2 separate regions of the Mus musculus genome follow, and region 2 is linked to region 1. Evidence: chromatin loops called from intact Hi-C (ENCODE). Cell type or tissue: heart. All regions are shown on one strand. Each heading gives the region's core, and the rest is flanking DNA. Links, peaks and the distances in the headings are about the cores only. Region 1 overlaps Rgs22 (regulator of G-protein signalling 22). Region 2 overlaps Vps13b (vacuolar protein sorting 13B).

Region 1 (10,181 bases), core at 4,855-7,354:
TTAAAGAATTAAATCTCAAGATGGCGTTCTAATAATCAAGGAATACCTTGATGGCAGATGACAAATTTAGGGTATATATATATACATATATGTACGTAAGATAAAACATATTTAATCAAAGAGTTAAGCATTTTTATAATTTTTATAATGATGAAATAATTTTAACTTGATACTACCTAACTTTTTAAAAGATTTATTTATTTTTATGTGGTTTGGTGTCTTGCCTGCATGTATGTCTGTGTAAGGGAGTCAGATCCTGTGGAATTGAGAGTTACAGACAGTTGTGAGCTGCTATGTAAATGCTGGGAGTTGAACCCAGGTCCTCTGGAAGAACAGCCAGTGCTCTTAATGTGCACTGAGCTATCTCTCCAGCCCTGCTACCTAACTTTTTGATGAAATACAAAGACTATATCATGCATTTTCTGAATGACTTGTGTAATTATGAATTACAGAATTATTACAATATCTCGGGTCATTTGCTACTTTTTCTGGCCACCCAACTCTTCCTTTTCAACCACAGAAATAGCTAACAACACAGCCTCTGTTACAAGGAAATTGCTCCCTTCATGTTCTACATGGCCACTCTGATTAACCATAAAACAGATACACACACAGCTGCGGCGGACCTGATTCCAACTTAAACACTAACCTAGGATGTTTTTCCCAGGCCAGCAGAGATACAGCATTGCCTTAGTGTATGATCAGACTGCCTGGCACTGGATACAACACAGCTCTTAGCTCCATCTCTCTTGGAGACACTCAAAGGTTATATAATCAGGAAATACATGCTGTGGTCTGCCCAGATCCCTCTACACCTGCACCTGTGACTCATATTCCTGGCAAGTGTATCAACTGGGAGGGGGGCAAAAGGCCTCGCTCAAAAAACAAAACAAAACAAAAAACGCAAATTTTTACAGCCAGGAAATTCTGGGAGTTCATTTTCTTGTTGAACCAAACTCTTAAGAAGACTATTTCACTGCTAACAGGACAAGTAAGAGAAAAGGATGTAGGGTGGGTACCAGGAGACAGGAAGAAGAGCTGAAGAGGGGGGAGGGGGACCAGCAAATGAACTCAAAGAAACCAAGACCAAAACCAATGAGAAAGGCATGGAAGAAGAAAGTTCTGATAAGTCCTTTGCTTTTTAATGGGCATTAAATGGAAATAATATTTAACTTTGGGGGTGATAAAGAAAATATCTCACTGTGTAGCCCAGGCTGGCCTTGATTCTACAACCCTCCTGCCTCTGTTCTCTGAGAACTGACTGACGAGGCACACACCCACTGTACCCATTTAAATCATTTTAATACACATTACTTAATTTGGCATCATATGGGGAAAGCTTTCATTTTTGCTTCCTTAAGGAAATCCCAGCTTGTCCTTAGAGACAATATTTTATATTCTCTACCTGCAGGGCAGTACCTGAGAGACAAGCAAACAATTCCCACAAATAAATTAGGACACTTGCCAACGAACTTGGTATTTTCCAGGCCTATGCTATTTTGCATGCTAGATTAAAGTATCATCAATTAATAATTTTAAAAGTCATGTTGAGAGTTAATAAACATCTCTGTGTATAGCGATTGCCTGCCATGTATAAGGCCCTGGATTTGATTCCCAACACCAAGAAAATAGATTCAATACATGTTATACATTATAGTGTACTGAGTAGATCAAGGTAATACAGGTTCTCAATGAGACCCAAATAAAGAAAATTGTACTTGTTAATGGCCTGCTGATATTTTTCTTTCTTTACCTGTTTTAACTATGAAAGTTTTATTTATTTATACATTGTTCCCCATGGTGTTTTTCATTCCTCATGTTCCAAGTTAAAAGTCAACCTTTAGATTTGTTCTTTCTCAATAAACTTGTGATTCACACATCATACTTTGTTACCATTGTTTCATGGTGTGTTCTGTGAACTGGTTGATAGTTAACTAAATTATTAAATGCAAAACAGTCTGCATTTGTATCATTCACTATGTACCTTAGCCTTGAGTTTGAGTATAAACAGCCTCCACTGCATGTAATCAGGAATGCTTCTCTCTTCTAATTCAGAGAAGACGAGTATGGTCTTGGTTTAGTGGATGCCCCCCTCCTTTACAAAACACCATACTACACAGACTCACCTTCACCATGCTGTGCTCTCATTATCCTAGCAAGCCTACATAAGCAGACCTGAGAGATGAGTGTGCCAGGCTTTCGGAATGTGTCCTTTTGTTTGTAAAAACAAGGTAAAGAGCAAAGAAACAGTGACATCCCATAGCTGGGCTAGTTGGATTTTTCTTTCTACCAAATACTAGCTGATGACTCTGTGGAGTGAGATTCCAGTTCTAGGCGTGTACACGGATGAAGTGTGGAGCAAAGCATTCTCGTGTGCTCAAGGCAAGCAGTGCTGGGGAGGAGCCTGAGGAGCTGCCGCCGCCTGGCAGATGTGTTTCAGCCTTAAAAGGCAGAGTCAAGAACACTAGCAAACCGGGCACCACACATGCTAAGTCCCTGTCCCCCACCCCCACCCCCCGCCCCCAGCTGTCCTTTGTGTTAGTGGATAGGTCTCACATGCTTCCTTCTGAGGTACTCTAGGCTTCGGTGTGTGTGTCTTAATAAGACTGCCTGCATTGCATGATGTTTGACTGTCACTGCCAGCTTGGGACTGAAGTGAGAGAGAGAGATAGAAAACTTTAAAACTGGAAGATATTTCCAAACCCACATGCCATGAGACTGTAACACCAGCTCACAGGACATCTGGCAGAGGAGATGGGCAGGCAGACATAGAGGACACTAGCATAGATTTTCCTTTGATGTTATCAACACAAAGAAATGATGGCTGTGCAGAATGATGGGCATGCTAATTAGCCTGCCTTGCTCATTGCATTAGGGGTGCCCATATCAAATCCCAATATGCCCATAAACACGTAGTGTGCTGATTTAAAACCCAATAACCAGCAGATTGTCAACATCATTGGGCAAAGTAACACAGAGGTCAGGAGAGACCACTTACATTTCAGTGAGCAGTATCACCAAGAGGTCCTTTTTTTTAAAGCTCATAAGGTCAGCAGGAGGTAGTTTGACATGTGTCTTTCACAATCTTCTAGGAGTTTCCCAAGATGCCTAGCAAAGGAGTTACAGAAATAAAAGCCTGTCTGCAGTTGCCACCTCCTACAGCTACACTCCCCTGTGCTTGAGTGTCAGCAGATCCTGCCGGGCCCCAGACAGGAGGGGGCAGGGCACCTGTGGCCACGTCATGTAAAGAAAAAAGAAGGAAAATCTCTGGGGTACAAATGTATAAAGTCTGCTTGCCAAGTATCTTGTTGTTTTTAACATATTTATTTATGTATTTTCTTAAATATAGGAGTGCTCTGTCTGTATGCACACCTATGTGCTAGAAGAGGCCATCAGATCCCTTTAAAGATGATCACTATGTGGTTGCTGGGAATTGAACTCAGAACTGAGAGAGCAGCCAGTGTTCTTAACTGCTGAGCCATCTCACTGCTTTGATGTTTTTGGTTTTAATCAACTCCCTTTAAAGTTTATAGTAAGCAAACTATGGGGGACTTGCTAATCATGGAGCAAAGGTTAGGTACCATCTTTGAGAGGTACAAACAAGGGGCCACTAAACAGTTTCCAAAATGAAGGTGAAATTCTGAAGGTGGAGAGTCAGGGTTTCCAGCTCTAGTGTTAAGGGAACTTAAAATGGAGAGGATCGCTGGGCGTGGTGGCGCACGCCTTTAATCCCAGTACTTGGGAGGCAGAGGCAGGCGGATTTCGGAGTTCGAGGACAGCCTGGTCTACAGAGTGAGTTCCAGGACAGCCAGGGCTATACAGAGAAACCCTGTCTCGAAAACCCAAAAAAAAAAAAAAAAAAAAAAAAAAAGGATCAGGATGAGCCTTCTCTGTCCTCTCTCCCTCCATCAGGAGAATGGTATGCTGGCTTGGCCCAGCTCATGGGAGCAAAACAAAAACTTTTGGAAATTTTTGTGAATTATTAAATTTAGTCATTATCAAAAGTTAAATTATATAACCTTTTAATTATAGAAATTATATTAAAATTGAAGATAGTGAACACTTAAAACTCAGTGCTCCCAATAACTCTCACTACCATTCACAGCTGTGATGCCATTTGCCTGTGTACTATCTGGTGGAACCAGGGTATGGTGGTGTGCTGCTGTGCACGCCCGCCTGGTCATATCAGGAGCTGGAAACCACCTAAGCTGAGTTTTTACCCTCAGGCATGAGTGCAGGCTACCCTCCTGCCAGGACTGTTGGGTGCTAAGCATTCACTCACACAAAAGCACGATAGTTCTCTTTTTGTACCAGGACTAAAAGACAGAAAACAGGACTGGGGGTGAGCAGTAGATGACATCACCTAGTTCTAACACTTTCTGGGGGTAAAGCCACATAGCTAGAATACACCACATCCCACCATCACATGCCAATTTATAACACGTTCCTTACAGACTGTTTAATTTATCCCCAGTTTTGAAAATGTGGACCATAATACAGTTCCTCTTAGTACTTTGATCGGAGTAAAGCCATCCGGAGAAGAATCCGGAGAAGAGCTAATAAGAGCGTCTTTACATTGGTCTCTTCTCATTCTGAACAGTGCCCAGACAAGGGCAGAGTTAAACTTCAAACGCTGACTTTACTTCAGCCTGGTAGATGAGTCAGAAGAGGTAAGGATGCAGCAAGAGAGAACTTGTCCATTTGTCCTCCTGAGAATGTATAAAAAGGAAGCAGCAAAGCATGAAGAGAAATAAAATTCATATTGTTGGGTCTTAACTCAGAGCCTGTCCTGCCTCGGAACCAACTCTTCACAGATCACCTTCAGCACAGCAAGTGGCTGTGTGCTCAGCTGTGACAGCTGAACAATGGCTGAGCTTGAGGGCCAGTGGCAGAGGAACACAGGAACCTCTCAACTGTGCTCAGTCACTCTCTGCTCTTGGAATTTATATAGAACACTGGGATCAAACTGTTCCCCAAAGCTAAAGGCAAAGGGAGCTCTTGGAGTGTTTATAACACAGATATGAATACCTCAATACCAGGCACTTTCAGAGATCATAAAATTTGGCAAAAAGAGAAGTGTGTTTTTACAACCACTCACAGCTCTAGCAGGCTCAGAACCTTGTGACCTGAGTTCATATGAGGCAGAGAAAGAAAACACCAAGCAACCCAACCTTTTTATTCTGCAAAAGGAGGAAAAAATGATGGTTTTAATGACTTCTCACATCCCAATAGGAGCTCAAAAACATTACTGAGAGCAGCGCCAGACAACGAATTACAGAGGAAGCTTTGCACAGATGGACTCGAGTGTGAAGAACCTTGCACTATTCAGCTAGGAATCCCGAAGACTGGGATCTAGGAATTGCAACTGCACCCAGGCTGAGATCAGCATGAGGTGGGATTGCCAAAAGACAGACAATGTGAAGACAATCAGCCGCTGGTTCCTGGCCTCGACTCAGCCCTGATTAATGAGAACTCGGAGCAAAAAAAAAAAAAAAAAAACCTCCAGAGAATGCTAATCCAGTAACAGAGGAATACTTGCTCAAATTTGTTTTGAAAAAATGAAAAATCAGAGGAAGAAATCAGAACATGCTTAAAAAAAAAAAAAGCCAGAAACAAACCATAAACTCAAGGGAAAAAATTAATTGGGAGTTTCAAGACTGACTTCAGCCATTGCTTAAGACATTTTGAGCAAAACCAATTAATCAAGTATACCGTGGAGTAAATAGACAAAGAGCTTAAAAAAATCCTATCAAACAGTCAAAAGCAATCTAAATTGCCCACGGATTTTATCATCTAATATTTTATTTAAAAAATTTAACAAAATCAGCATTTATTTAAATGAAATATTTAACCTCTGAAAATAAAGAAATCAGTGAACAACAATTCAACAGGAACAAGATTCTAGTTACTCTTTTGGTTTAAAAGTCAAGACTTGTCTCACTAGGATGCAGCCACATCTTAGTAAAGCTGGCCTCCAAGTGGCTCTGATGAGAACGACAGTCATCAGGCCAGCTGGTGTTGCAACAAAAGGCACCATTAGCCCTGTCACTGTCACTGCATGAAAGGCAAGCATGCAGACAGCAGGTCACCTGCCTGCCACTGAAGAGCACAAGCAAAGAGCACAAGTTAGCTCTTTACCCTACAAATATTCTCTCCAGTAAATACGTCAGGCTGAGTAAGGACCGGCCATCTCAGGCTGGTGAGCTGGGAACAGTCAAGGTCTGCTTCCGTGACTTCCGTTATTTGAGTGAGGTAAGAAGAGGGGAGGAGATTTCACTATTGTTCCTGAGGAACATACTAAAATCAGACTTGGAGTATAAACTCCAAGTCATCGTGTCTGGAAAGCCAGGCTGGGGGTGATTGGTAAGATGGGTCTAAGGAGTCAGTAAGCCGCTTCACAGCCAAACAGAAGAGTTGTCAGTGACCACTGTAGAAGAATACTGTAACTGTGACTACACATTCAGCATGTTACTGAGAATCCAAGCATTGCCAGTGGGTCACCTCATTCATTAACACAAGCCACTTCCAGTCCTGAATATACATGAGCACAAGGATTATCCACACAGACTCACAGGTCTGAAGGGGAAAGGTCCAGGGTGACAATTAACCTGTAATGCTCACAAGGATATTTCAAAATATTAAAGTGAAAGATTAAGCAAGGTAATAGACACATGTGAAGGGAAATTGGTAATAAAATGGCAGCTCGCAGTTCAGGTCTAGAGTTGTAGCACTCAATTCTAATTCCAAGGACGGCTAGAAAATGCCCATGGGAAAGTGTTTTCTAAACTACAGGATTGGGGTGGGAGGGGGTAACAAAAATACCTCCCTCTCAGGTTTATTAAGAATTAGACCAGCTCCTTAATCAGGGAAATGCAAATCAAAACAGCCCTGAGATTCCACCTCACACCAGTCAGAATGGCTAAGATCAAAAATTCAGGTGACAGAAGATGCTGTCGAGCATGTGGAGAAAATCGAACACTCCTCCATTGCTGGTGGGATTGCAAGCTGGTACAACCACTCTGGAAATCAGTCTGGCGGTTCCTCAGAAAATTGGACATAGTACTACCGGAGGATCCAGCAATACCTCTCCTGGGCATATACCCAGAAGGTGTTCTAACTGGTAATAAGGACACATGCTCCACTATGTTCATAGCAGCCTTGTTTATAATAGCCAGAAGCTGGAAAGGACCCAGATGTCCCTCAACATAGGAATGGATACAAAAAATGTGATACATTTACACAATGGAGTACTACTCAGCTATTAAAAACAATGAATTTATGAAATTCTAAGGCAAATGGATGTATCTGGAGGATATTATCCTGAGTGAGGTAACTCAATCACAAAAGAAGTCATTAAATATGTACTCACTGATAAGTGGATATTAATTAGTCTAGAAACCTAGAATACCCAAGATACAATTTGCAAAACACATGAAACTCAAGAAGAAGGAAGACCAAAGTGTGGATACTTCATCCCTCCTTAGAATGGGGAACAAAATACCCCATTTTACTACAGAGACAAAGTTCAGAACTGAAACGGAAGGAAGGACCATTCAGAGACTGCCCCACCCGGGGACCCATCCTATAAACAATCACCAAACCCAGACACTATTGCATATGCCAGCAAGATTTTGCTGACATGACCCTGATATAGCTGTCTCTTGTGAGACTATGCCAGTGCCTGGCAAATACAAAAGTAGATGCTCACAGTCATCTATTGGATGGAACACAGAGCCCCCAATGGAGGGAGCTAGAGAAAGTACCCAAGGAGCTGAAGGGGTCTGCAACCCTATAGGAAGAACAACAATATGAACTAACCAGTATCCCCTGAGCTCATGTCTCTAGCTGCATATGTAGCAGAAGATGGCCTAATCGGCCATCATTGGGAGGAGTGATACTTGGTCTTGCAAAGATTATATGCCCCAGTACAGGGGAATACCAGGGCCAGAAAGCAGGAGTGGGTGGGTTGGGGAGCAGGGTGAGGGGAGGGTATAGGAGACTTTTGGGATAGCATTTGAAATGTAAATGAAGAAAATATCTAATAAAAATTGTTTAAAAAAAAGAATTAGACCAGCATATAAATTTATTGCCATAGAACCTAAGAGATAGTATTACACAGCTGGCATATGTAATGGTAACCACGGTCCAGACAAAGCTAGGTACAGCCTTTTCCTGGATAAGGGGTCAGGGGGATTTCTCTGAGGCTCACTGTTTTCTATGCATAATGTCTGCAGAATCTTCAGGCTGCATCAGGCAGCTGGGACAAACCCCAGTGGTGACTAGATAGTGCCTGTGAGGCAGAGAGCCCATCACTGTGCATGCTCACCCTGAATCCACTGCACCAGCAAAGCAGCAGAAATGGATGCAAAACAACCCTGCTGACTGCTCAGTGATTCACAGTGCCTAGGAATGCAAGCCTGTCTGCTACTGGGGACACCATCTCTCTGTAACAAAAAAAGCCCAAGGCAACAGAATTGAAGAGTAATTCAAACACTCAAGAAACCTCACTATCAGGACACTGAAATTTACCATAAAGCTATAAGGAGGCCCATGAGTTCCCACAATCCCTCACATCCAACCTCACCCCTCACCAGCGTCCATTCATCTTTGAGGAAACACAGCTTGGCAATGCGGCTGCTCAATAAGGAAGCAATGAGTTCTGTCAGTGCACCTGGAAACACACGCCTGTCTAGAGAAGCTCTTAGCTCATAGCACTTTTGTGAAAATGTCAGGACCACCCTGAAGTGTGTAGATCGACGAGAGGAGTTAACAGTTACGATGATGGATGGGGGAGGAAGACTCCTCCACACCACTCCTCTTATGTCACCTTCGTTTTTTTCTCCAAATGAGTTTATGGTAACACCCAAGGTTTGGGTAAAGCTAAAGTGAGCTCATACGTCACTGGGAAATGTTCCCAGGGCAACACAAGCTTTACCGGAAAGGGTCTGCCTGGACTTTTTCTTCTCTAACCTTTCTTTGGCTTCCTCAAAAATGGAAAAGGCAGAGAATGCTCTCCAACCGTGATAGGAAGAGGTCTGGGGTCCACAGCTGTGTGCGCTTTGTTAGGCATCTCAGTAAAAGTCTCTAGGCTAAGGATCATGTTTTTAATTGCTGGCCTAATTGCTATTCAGTTTGTCTTGGTCACCTGTAGAGCAAGAGCAGCAACAGCTAGGGGGACAAATACATCAACTCTGGGAGAATTCCTCAGGACAGGACGGTTATCCTGACCAATCCACACTGTCGCGGATCGGCCCACAGGATTAAGGAAAGCAGTAAACACTTTCTGCCCTGGTCTGTGAGCAGATCCCGCACCATATTACAACTAAGGCTTCCTAGACTAAAGCCACCGGTGCATGAATGTAGGTCTTTTGACTTCTGCCAGCTCAGCTTCTGTGCTGTTGGGAACACAATACACCTGGGAAGATGGGTCTGTGGTGAGACACTTGTCACAGGGGCTTTCAAGACCTGACTTTAGATCCCAGTGCCCACTGTGACTGTACACATCCACAATGCCAGCACTGGGGTAGCCAGCCAGCCAGCCAGCTTCTGAGAGTTAAGCTGGGGTCTTCAAGCTCAGTGAGAGGCCCTGACTCCAAAAGTAAGGTAGAAAGGGAGGAAAAGAAACAACATCAACCTTGATCTCCTCCCTCAAAGTTGATGACAGTGTTCTGAACCCCAAAGTCAGGTGATTGAACTTAGTTACTGGGCCTCCTAAGGGACGCCATTGTAGGGATGCGAGACAGAAGCAGTCTCTTACACAGGGAGTGTGGTCAAGTCAGTGGGTGGAGGGAACTGCCAGGAATGGGACTTCCCATTGTCAAGATGGAGCCTCACTGTGGCTGAAAGACTGGAAAGACCTCATATTTAGTCTGAAGGTGTTGATACGAGCAAAGTGGAACAGAACCGTTTTTTTAAGTAAGGGGTTGCCATCAAAGAAAGATTTATTTTGTATTAAATAAGACTAAAAGGAGAGATGCTTTTGGCTCAAAAATTACAGAAAATGAAATAGGTCTCTCATTTCTAATATATTTTAAAAGATTTATTTTTTGACTTAAGTTTTATTGCATTATGATGAGAAAAGGTACATAATTTCAATTTTCTGAATTTGTTAACATTTAAAAACATATTTTGAGTAAATAGAAGACTTACATCACATTCTTCTTTCCCTTTTGTACCCCAAC
Region 2 (10,181 bases), core at 3,917-6,416, 140 kb before region 1:
CAGTGTGGTGCTGCTCCTTAGCAGGGCTACCTCAGGACTGCCTGGGGAGGAGATTACCAGACACAATACCTGTGCTCCATCTTCCCTACTTAACATGGGTCTTGGTATACAATCTCCAAAGCAAAGGACGAGGGCACAGGACACCCCTAAGCACTTTGAGAAGTGAGTTCCCAGCAACCTTGGGAAAGCATCTACTTCCCCTTAGCATGGCTGCTTGCTTTGTTTGAGCAGCACTTGAGCAGTGTGCACGTGCTGTGTAAACTGTAGTCAGGAGCCAGCTTCCTTCCCCCACCCCCTTGGATTTCTTTATTTCAGATCAGCCCATCTCCAAGCAATTATTGTTTGTCAAGCAGCCCGGTGGTATAGTTAGAGGGGAAGATTTCCATGGGTATTGCAAAGGATCAAGTGTTTGAAAATAAGTTGCTTTGGGAAAATCTATAAAAAGAAAACTTCAGAGTTAGAAATTTACAGAGCAGGATTTTTCAAGGGTGTTTTTGTTTATTTGCTTTCAAAGGAATTTAAAACTATACTGCTTGGCACCCTGCCTTTCTAGCATCTGAGGGAGTATGTAGTGTAGAGATCAAAGTGACCGTGGAAGTGTAGAGGCCAGAGTGGAAGAGATGAGCCTGAAAGGTTTCCTCCTCCCTTGTTCTGGTGTCTGTGCAGTGCAGAGCCTCACCAGCACAGAGGAACTTCTCTGTGGGAGGAAGTGGTACAATGTTACAAGTGCAGGTTGACTTGCCAGAGACTAGTTAAGCACTAACAGTTTGTGGTGTGGGGTATGTCATTTGATAATGAGTGGAAAGTGGGGCCAGTAGGTAAACCAGCAGTCCCCTTGCTTGCTTTGGGGAGGACGGTGTGGCAGTGGGTAGACTGTGTCCCTCAGGGCCCTGGACTCCAAGATAGGTTATCCAAGTCCTTTCTTTGTTTGTTTTTTGTTGTTGTTGTTGTTGTTTTTGTTTTTTGAGACAGGGTTTCTCTGTGTAGCCCTGGCTGCCCTGGAACTCACTTTGTAGACCAGGCTGGCCTCGAACTCAGAGATCCACCTGCCTCTGCCTCCCGAGTGCTGGGATTAAAGGTGTGCGCCACCACGCTCGGTGTTTTTCTTTCTTTTTTTTCCCAAGTCCATTCTTTGTGACCTTAGGTAAGTGTTTAACTTCTTTAATCCTGGATTTGTTTATAAACTGGAGCTGATAATACAGTTGTTAGAAACAATGAACAGGTAGGGGCCACAGGGCACACACAGAGTCGAAACTAATTAGTGCTATATTCTGCAATCATAGAGACTAAACATTGTCCTGACTCAAGAGTAGCATTTGAGCAACCACAGGCACATTCTTGGGGAAGTTTAGTCCAATGAAGATACTCTGTCCAGAAGTAGTTATCAATAATAATAAAGTTATCTTGGGGGGCACAAGCTTGTTATTTGGAGACTTTGGATTATTTTAAGCTAAAATTGTTGCCTTAAATGTCCTTTCCTTTGGAAATGATTGCTTTCTTCACCTATCTAAGAGATCTGAGCTGACTGTCACAGGCTGTCTCCATCCTTGTCCTGACTCCCTTTTGGCCCCAAGATTCCATACTCTTCCCAGAAGGAAAAGCTCTGGCCACTGTCTAACTTCCTCTGGTAGAAAGCTTTCGTGATGTCTTACTGACTAACCTCCACTGGGCTGAGGACGGCAATAGTTTCATGTGCTGTCTGCCTCTCCTACTCCCAGGTAAACGTCTTCCCTACTCCTACTCTCAGTTGCCCTAATACTAGCCATCTTGGGCCCCCGGGACCCAATCCAGACTAATACCTACTCCCTCCAGAGCTGCCAACATTTCTGGACTTTTCAGAGTTTACAATGAATGGCTCCAGCTGGGGTAAAGTGACTTCCTTTCCTCCAAGGGTTCAAGAGCCTGTCTATGTCACAGAATATACAAGCTGTCCTATAATGCCTGGTCCCAACATACCAGATGTGTGCCAGGAAGAAGAGAAACAAGCAAGTTTCAATGTCACCATTTCAAATTGGTCCCCAGAAAGTATTTAAAATTGCCACATGTAACTCAGTGCCTTACTGAGGTTGTTATATAATAATTGAAGCCCACAGTGAGGACTGCAGTTCTAGCTGCACAGATTTTTCTTTAGATAAGCACTCTGTTAATGAGAATTTATTTATAGCATGTCTTTGGTTGACCAAACACTTTACCTCCTTTTTTATTCTCCATATTAACAGTATTGGTGTTAAATTTTAGTGGCTACCCAGCAAGAACCTTTATACCACCTTCTCTCAGGGCTCCCCACCTAGAAACAATCAGAACAGGACAGTAAACAACTGAGAGTTCCAAGGGCAGGAGAAATGCGTTTCCCCTAAATGCGCCCCCTTTTTGCCCTGTTGGGGACACGAGTGTTATGAAGCACTTGAAAGCCCAAAGACTTCTGTAGCTACTTCAAGCTATGTGGCTCCAAGTCTGTGAGGCCACCAGGGCTTTTGCACGCGCTTTAATTTATGTTTGGAAACTGTGGGCCTGCAGAATTGGCACAGGCTTTGCTTACACATGCCAGATCCACCTCACTTCCCCGAATGCCACACACACTTCTGTGCCCTAGAGCCTACCTGGGAAAAGACGGCTACCTCCATGTCCCAGTTCTGCCACGGTCCCCTAAGCCCTGGCTCTTCCACCCACCAAGGGAACTGCTGCCCAGCTGAACTGATGCTGTTGTGCTGAGTCCACCTCTATTTTTCACACCAGGAGGAAGGGGAGGAGCTGGAGCTTTCAGAATCCCAACAGAACAGGCCTATACTAGTTAGATCAAGAGCAAACGAGGAGGTACACTTGTGGAGTCCCTTGGACATCAAACCTGCTACCAGAAGTTGGGTTTTTATTTGGGACTTGCAGATTGACAGATTCAAGTTTAATTGCTTCCTGGTTTGATTATCTGCTCTGACAAGAAAAGCTGGCCCCAAGCACTGTGCAGGTCTCACTTGTAGATACCCCAGCAGCATGGTGTCCTAGCTTAAACCTATACCACTACTGTGAACAACAACAAAAGCAACAAGCCTGCATTGTGTGATAAGCTGCCATCAAAATAGATTAGTAGCAAGTGCCCTTGATTCCAGGGCAAGTCAGAAGAGGAGAAGAAAGCACTCAGTAGTTCCTTGTTTCTTCAGGACAGGCCTCCCACAGCTTAGAGCATGGAAACCGCTGCGAGGCCCCACTCAGGCCTGGCTCAGTCCACAGTGTGTGCCCCACCCACAGTGCCCTCCTGCCTCCTCCACTCACTTCATCACATTATAGCACTCTCCGTGTGGCCACCTACTCCACAGGCCCGTTGCCAACAGACAGTTCTTGAGATCGGTTTCCACTACCCAAAGCCTTAGAGTAGAGAGCATGACAGTAAGTAATTTAACAGTTATGGGACTTGGCCTCCTAAAGCCCTGAGAAGCTGCCTCCCTCCAGCCAGATTTACAGACGATGGGATTGCTGTTCATCTTCAGAGCCTCTGTTCTCAATACTATTATTAGTACAAAGCAGGAGCCCATGGCACCTGGTGGTCAGTGAGCTGTCTGAGGGTGGCTGGTACCATTGTAGTCTGGGACTGGACTGGAGGCAAGTGACCTGACGAATCCTTCTCTAACAGGCAGGATATACCACTTTGTCTTAGAGTGAGTCTTTTCTGGCTGTCCCAGTAGTGCGTCTATCAAAGCCACTGCAATTGGAGCCTTCAGTAAATACAAAAAGGCAGAAATCAAGGGAGTTTCACTGAGGTACCTCTTTACACTAAAGGGGACAGAAGCGAGCACCCCATGTGGGTATTATCATCTATAAAGGGCATGTTCCTTACATAGGTTAGGTCTGACACATGATAGGGAAATGGAGGAAGATCCTAAATGAGGCAGACACCTACCCCCAACCCAAGTCAATAGCAGCTATCATGAAAGCCACACTTGGAAAAGGGCTTCCCAGCAGAAACATTGGCAACAATTTGCTGTACTTCCAATTACTTACCTGAGCTCTTAGGTGCAGACATAAGGACCGGGAAGTCAAAGCTACCCTTGCCTCTGTAATGACTCAGAAACACTCCACAAACCACTGCGAAACAAAGACTCCAAGCCCAGGGCTTGTTGCTCGTTCAAGTGGAGAGCAGACAAGCCCGCCATCCTTCAGCTGAAGGATTCTTCTCAACCACTGACAGCCCAGTTGCCTAGGCTGCTTTCTAGCACTCCTGCGTGACACTGTGCTTAGGAGCACAGACACACTGGGCCACTGGAAGCTGTTGTCTCCCTCAGTCCATCACTTCTTTAGGCTGGGGTAGTATTACCCTAGGCTGTCGCCTCTGGCAAATTCCTAATCTGCCAATTCATAAACTTAAATGTCTCTGTTAAAAACCAAGTGGCTGCAACCTGTGAAAAGCCATGCCCTTGGATATGATCTGAAGGAACTAGTCTTTTATTTCAGTGTATTTTGCTCAATGAAGTGTTGCTTGAAATTAGCAGGTCATTAACGGAGACCTGGAAATCTCCTTTTACCCCCAGAGACTTTGAATTGGTGCCATTTGGAATAATGGGATTTGACATGCACTAAAATCTCTACCAAGGGGTTGTACATTTGCATTATTCCTGCCAGGGTCAGTCTGAAAACAAGGAGCTGTCAGGAATTATAAATACAATCTCTGCTGAGTTGAGGAGCCCTCTGCTGTGTGGTGAAGTCAGGACCCACAAGCCCTTTCCTGACCTTTTCAATAACCCCTGAAGTTAGACAATGAATGGGTGGCAGAGGGACGCCTTTCATTTGTAACCTGCCTTCAGTTCACTCCAATGGTAAATCAGCACAGCAGTGTGTGAGGCAGGCAGTGGTGTCCTGGCTACTCTGAAGTCAAGAGTACAGCCAAACCTCAAATCAAGTCAGAAATACTGTTTTTTCAATATTAGCAAGGAACCTGTTTGATAAACTGCATAAGCAAATAACTCAAACTCCTTGGACTCAAATCCCGGCCCAGCCACTCAATAGTTGTGCGGCCTTGGGAAAATCCCTCAACCTCTTGGCCTTACTAATAGGATTGTAAGGATTAAATGACCTCACATGGATGGAGGCCTTTGTACAATGCTCAGTTCATAAACACTTAATAGGCAAGCCATAACAAAAATAATCTGTCAATAATTACTTTCATTAAATATTAGCAGTGATAATGTTGAATTATTAGAAAATAATTGTTTTAAGTTGGGAGAAGAGAACTAGGTCAGTGAATAGGAGTGCCTGCCGTGGAATCCTAAGGACCTCAGTTGAAATCCCCAGTAGCCCTGTAAAATAGCAGGGCATAGCTACTAACTATAGCCCAACAAAGGGGAGGGACAAGCAGATAGATCCTGGGCGCTCATTGGCCCACCAGCCTAGCCCAAACCACAAGCTTCAGAAGCTATGGACTCCCTGTCTCAAGGAAGTAAGGCAGGAAGCACTAGAGGAAAGCACCTCCACAGGTACCCTTCTCCACACCCACACAGTCAAGTCTATTAGGCTATGCAGGCTCTCATGACAATGCTCTCTCCCAAACCTGTGCCCTTCTTTCTGCAGAAAAGCGCACGGGTAACACTCTGGAATAGTCTCGAACGTCTAGGTCCTAGCTTGTGAACCAAACCCAATCTCAGCATTGTTTATGAGGAACCCTCTAGTATAGCTGTCCCTCAGCGTACTTAGATTATAAGTAAATAAGACCGCCTAAGGAGGGTAGAGAGTCATTTCACTCTAGGGCAAACTGAGCTCCAGACTAAGAGTATCTAAGCTCTGTCCTCACTGAACGCTTTTGTTATTTCAGGTGCAATTGCTGGGATAGTTGATCAGCCAATGCAGAACTTTCAGAAAACATCTGAGACCCAGGCTTCAGCAGGACATAAGGCCAAAGGTGTCATCTCAGGCGTGGGGAAAGGAATCATGGGGGTATTCACCAAACCCATTGGGGGAGCTGCAGAACTTGTGTCACAGACTGGCTACGGTGAGTAGGTTTAAGAAAAATAAACAATCAGGCCAACTCAATAATGTGCATTCCTACTTGGGTCCTCTGAATCTAGCCTTTCACATGGGCACAAGGTGAGACAGCAAATGAATAAACAATAGCTCACTTTTCTGTATCCCAGTGTTTACTTACAGAGTATGAACACTACCAAGCAGTAACATCAATGAGTAATTTCAGATATTCCATGCCAGTTTTTTACAGTGCAATTAATAGATTTTAATTTAAAATATTTATTTATTTTGTTAATAAAAATAACAAGTTAGAAATTCCAAACAGCATGGTAACAGAAAAGGATGATTACTCTCTTCTGGGATAAATTGGGGTGGACAGACCTTCCTAAGTCAGAAGGACATCTGTGGAGAGAAGGAGAAGGCATGCACGCTCATCTTTGGGATCAGCTGCATCTTCCAGTTCTAAGTCTTCTGGCCAATGGGCGTAAAGGCACATAGTGTGCAGCTAAAATCCCTTTTCCCAAGCAGATGCTGGGAGACCTGGGGTTTGCTGTAGAGTTTCAGGACATTCCCCCAAATGTACTTGTGTCTTCCCTTGCTTTCTTTCTGCACTCTCAGCAGAGCACATTAAAGTACCTTGCAGTAAACATGTGATTAGAATTATCTTTCTACTTAAAACTTGATGTATCCAGGCAAGAGACGAGCTAGCTGACATCTCAGACCACAGGAAGGGCCACCCACTTGTCAGAGAGCACATCTGGCCAGGCAATCAACGGGTCATATCATTGCAGGCATCGTGCTCCTCAGTCCTGACAAGAGCCTCATCAGGGCACACATCCAGGGCATCCTTTGAGAGACCACACTGACAGCCATGCTTTTGTTCACCTCTCCACTTCCATCTTCTGTGGATGGCAGGTTCAGTCACAGGGAAACTGATAATACAAACTACTACATCTCAGAGGTGGAAAAGTTAAACTCTCCCTTACTTATTAAGAAAAAAGTGTTCTTTTTGTTGCAAACTCAAATGAAGTAAAGCTCTACTTCATAAGTTGCCTGGGTTTTAGAAATGCCATTGTCTCTTAGCATGCTCCCAGGGCTTAGGAACTCAGCCTTATGTAAGAGCGTCTCAGAGCAGAGCTTCACATGGCCTTTTTGGTTTCCATCACTCTTGTAAAACTTTTATTACCACACTGAAGGTTTTACAAACCACTAACTCTTAGCCTAATGACTATGCCTCGTTTATAAACATTTACAAGCCCTCAGAAAGCACACATGCTGTACCATCTTTGGTTCTGGAGAGTCTCTTTGGAGGCTTATGTGGCTGCTGCTGGGTGCCCTCACTTGGTACTGGCACCAGAGAAAGCATGTAATAAACCAGAGGTCCCAAGAGCACTCATAAATGTATACAGAATCTTGTTTAACAGCTGGATTAAGTCATTTAAATTTAAATACTATATCTAGGCAAACCATGTGCCTTTGTACGTAGCTGGCTTTTTGTTTTTTAGACACTCATGTCAGAGATAGAAATATTGTATTAAGCAGCAAAGTCAAGTAATACTTTTTAAACACCTAGGTTTTAAATGGCATGGAAGATACTATTCATGACCAGTGGTTCTCAACCTTCTTAACGCTGTGACCCTGCGTTTAATACAGTTCCTCCTGTTGTGCTGACCCCCAACCATAAAATTATATTCATTGCTACTTCATAACTATAATTTTGCTACTGTTTTGAGTTGTAAGTATCTGCATTTTCCAATGGCCTTAGGCGATCTGTGTGAAAGGGTCAAAACTGCTGCTCTAAGTGTTAAGTACATCTAAGGCAAGATCAGCCTAGCGACTCAGTTGTTTACACTTACGTCCAAAGATTGGCCTCGTTTTGAATCTGTAATGCCTTATGATAGAACATGCTGTAGCATAGAACTGTTTTCCAAAAAATAAGTAGTCAACCTCTTTTGCTTCTCACCGCAGGTATTTTACATGGAGCTGGACTTTCTCAGCTTCCCAAACAACGGTGCCAACCAACACATCTATATGCTGACCAGGCTCCAAACAGCCACGTCAAATATGTCTGGTAAAATCCTTCAGCCACTTGCTCAGTTTATATTACACTGTTTGCTGACAGACCCTGGCTTTGGACATGTGTCCAGGGGAGACCAAAGGACCAGCTGTTTTTGACACTGGTATTTCCAGGGAAAGGCTGCTCTTTCCAGGTTAAACCTAGATAGAGAACTCTGCTCTGTGGGCTGGTCATGGTTGAACCACTTAAGAGGCAGATTTTCAGTTCAAGGCCAGCTTGGGCAACAAAGACCAAACAAAATCATCTCCTCTACTTGGTCTTAAGGATACACATTGTTTAAATCTGGGCCTGAAGCAAGGATCAAGACCCCCTGGTAGCCAGAGTTCTAACTGGGGTATCATTTCTCATGGGAAGAATATAGCTAAATGAAGCATAGGAAATCTTCTCTCCAGAAGCAAGAATCAACTTGACCAGAACCAACTTGAAAATTGCCAATTTTTTTTTTTAGCCAGTTATAGCAAATACAGAAATACTAAGCTAAAGTTAACAGTCTACTTTGCCCATGGGGAATGGCTGGTTTTTTGGTTTTGGGTGGGGGGGTGGAGGATACGCCAATCATTGATAAACAGTGAAAGCTGTTGTGAAGGTCTTTCTGGCTTGCTCTTGACCTCTTCTTCCTTTTAAACAGGAAAATGCTTCAGTCTTTGGGTAGACCAGAAGTCCACATGGCCTTGGATGTGGTTCTGGTGAGGGGTTCAGGCCAAGAGCATGAAGGGTGCTTGCTGCTGACATCAGAAGTACTCTTTGTTGTAAGCATCAGTGAAGACACACAACAACAAGCCTTCCCCATCACAGAGATCAGCTGTGCACAGGACACCAAGCAAAACAACCTACTCACTGTGCAGCTCAAGCAACCAAGAGTAGCCTCTGATGTGGAGGTACAGTTCCAAAAACAGGATGACTGGGGCTAGCTTTTAGGAAGTTGAGATGTAGCCTCATCACTGGTGCTTAGACATCTAGGAGACCAGGAGAGACAGGAAGGATTGTGAAGGAGTTGAGGTAGAGTAGAAGGCAGTGCTTTGAACCCTTTAGAGAAAAACCAAATAGATGGTCAGAGGAACTCGCCTCAGGCTGAGAGTCTCTCTGTGAAATATGACTCATTTGTCATAGGGGTGAGGAACTAGAAATAAGATGGTGGTAGATGTCGGGCATGGTGGCGCACGCCTTTAGTCCCAGCACTTGGGAGGCAGAGGCAGGCGGATCTCTGAATTCGAGGCCAGCCTGGTCTACAGAGTGAGTTCCAGGACAGCCAAGGCTACACAGAGAAACCCTGTCTCAAAAAAAAACAACAACAACAAACAAAAACAAACAACAAAAAAAGATGGTGGTAGAATAGACTTAAGGGTGAGTGTTCTCACAACTGCTATTCAAATGAGGCCTTTGGACTATGCAACACAGGATAGCTACAAGTGCTGGGATAGAGAAGGCTGCTGAAGCTAAGGGGTGTAGGGAGGGAGTCAGTACAAGGGCAGAAGGCTGAATGCTTGCAGACTGACAAAAGAGGTGGGGTTTTGCTGTTGTTCCCCTTCCCTGTTCCTAGACCAGCTCAAGGGTTGGTAAACTTCAGTGAATATGTCTCTCCTGTTTTACATTCAGCAACTGTTTTCCTTGTCCCACAAGGGCATGACACAGGACTCAGTACTGTAAATAGGGGTGCTTCCTGAGGACAGCTTAGGTTTTGGGGACAGCACTCTAGATGTGCTAGCTAGTAGCTCCTGGCAATATTTACATAAAATAGATGCTCAGGAGTCCAAAGTGAGCCCTGACCAGAGTGGCCTTGATTACCCAGTCAGTCCAACCTATAATAAGCAGATACACTGACTGGGAAACTGCTCCCTTCCTGTGTACCTCCCTGGTGATGGTTTCAAAGTTTCTTTAGAAATTGTTTTCCCATGAGATGGAGGTAGTCCTTGCGGGGAATTGAAGAGTGACAACCAAGATTACAAAACTACCCCCTCTCCATCCCCACAGGGCCTGCCCAATTCCTTCTTTCATGATATTTGTCCTGATATGGGATCCTGTCTCCCTCATACTAGAATTATCTGAGCAGATGGAAGGCAGCCAACCACAACCTCTCCTAAGATCTCTCTCGTTTCCTGGACCATAATCAGTCAGGCTTTAAGCTGGAATTTGGCACCAATACTGCACTGCTGCTTTT

The links. Hi-C counts contacts between places; a loop is a spot of excess contacts. Peaks named below come from ENCODE experiments on the same cell type or tissue, not always from the same donor. Only the 100,000 strongest peaks of a DNase experiment are listed, where the experiment ranks them.
Region 2: it touches region 1 in a loop (2.2-fold over the local background); 10 of 42 quality-filtered maps call a loop at or near these places.

What each region holds. Positions count from the first base shown.
Region 1 is chr15:36,060,825-36,071,005 of GRCm38, forward strand. The region is part of intron 14 of Rgs22 (regulator of G-protein signalling 22); the gene reads right to left. Among named protein-coding and RNA genes, the nearest start is that of Rgs22, 74 kb to the right of the region's middle. In heart, for the core only: a CTCF peak has its summit at 5,979; a DNase peak (open chromatin) is centred at 5,307.
Region 2 is chr15:35,917,390-35,927,570 of GRCm38, forward strand. Vps13b (vacuolar protein sorting 13B) reads left to right here. Exons shown (of 62, transcript NM_177151.4): 59 at 5,798-5,974; 60 at 7,915-8,017; 61 at 8,652-8,901. Among named protein-coding and RNA genes, the nearest start is that of Cox6c, 16 kb to the right of the region's middle. In heart, for the core only: no CTCF peak of the experiment used is centred there; no DNase peak of the experiment used is centred there; H3K27ac peaks cover 206 bases.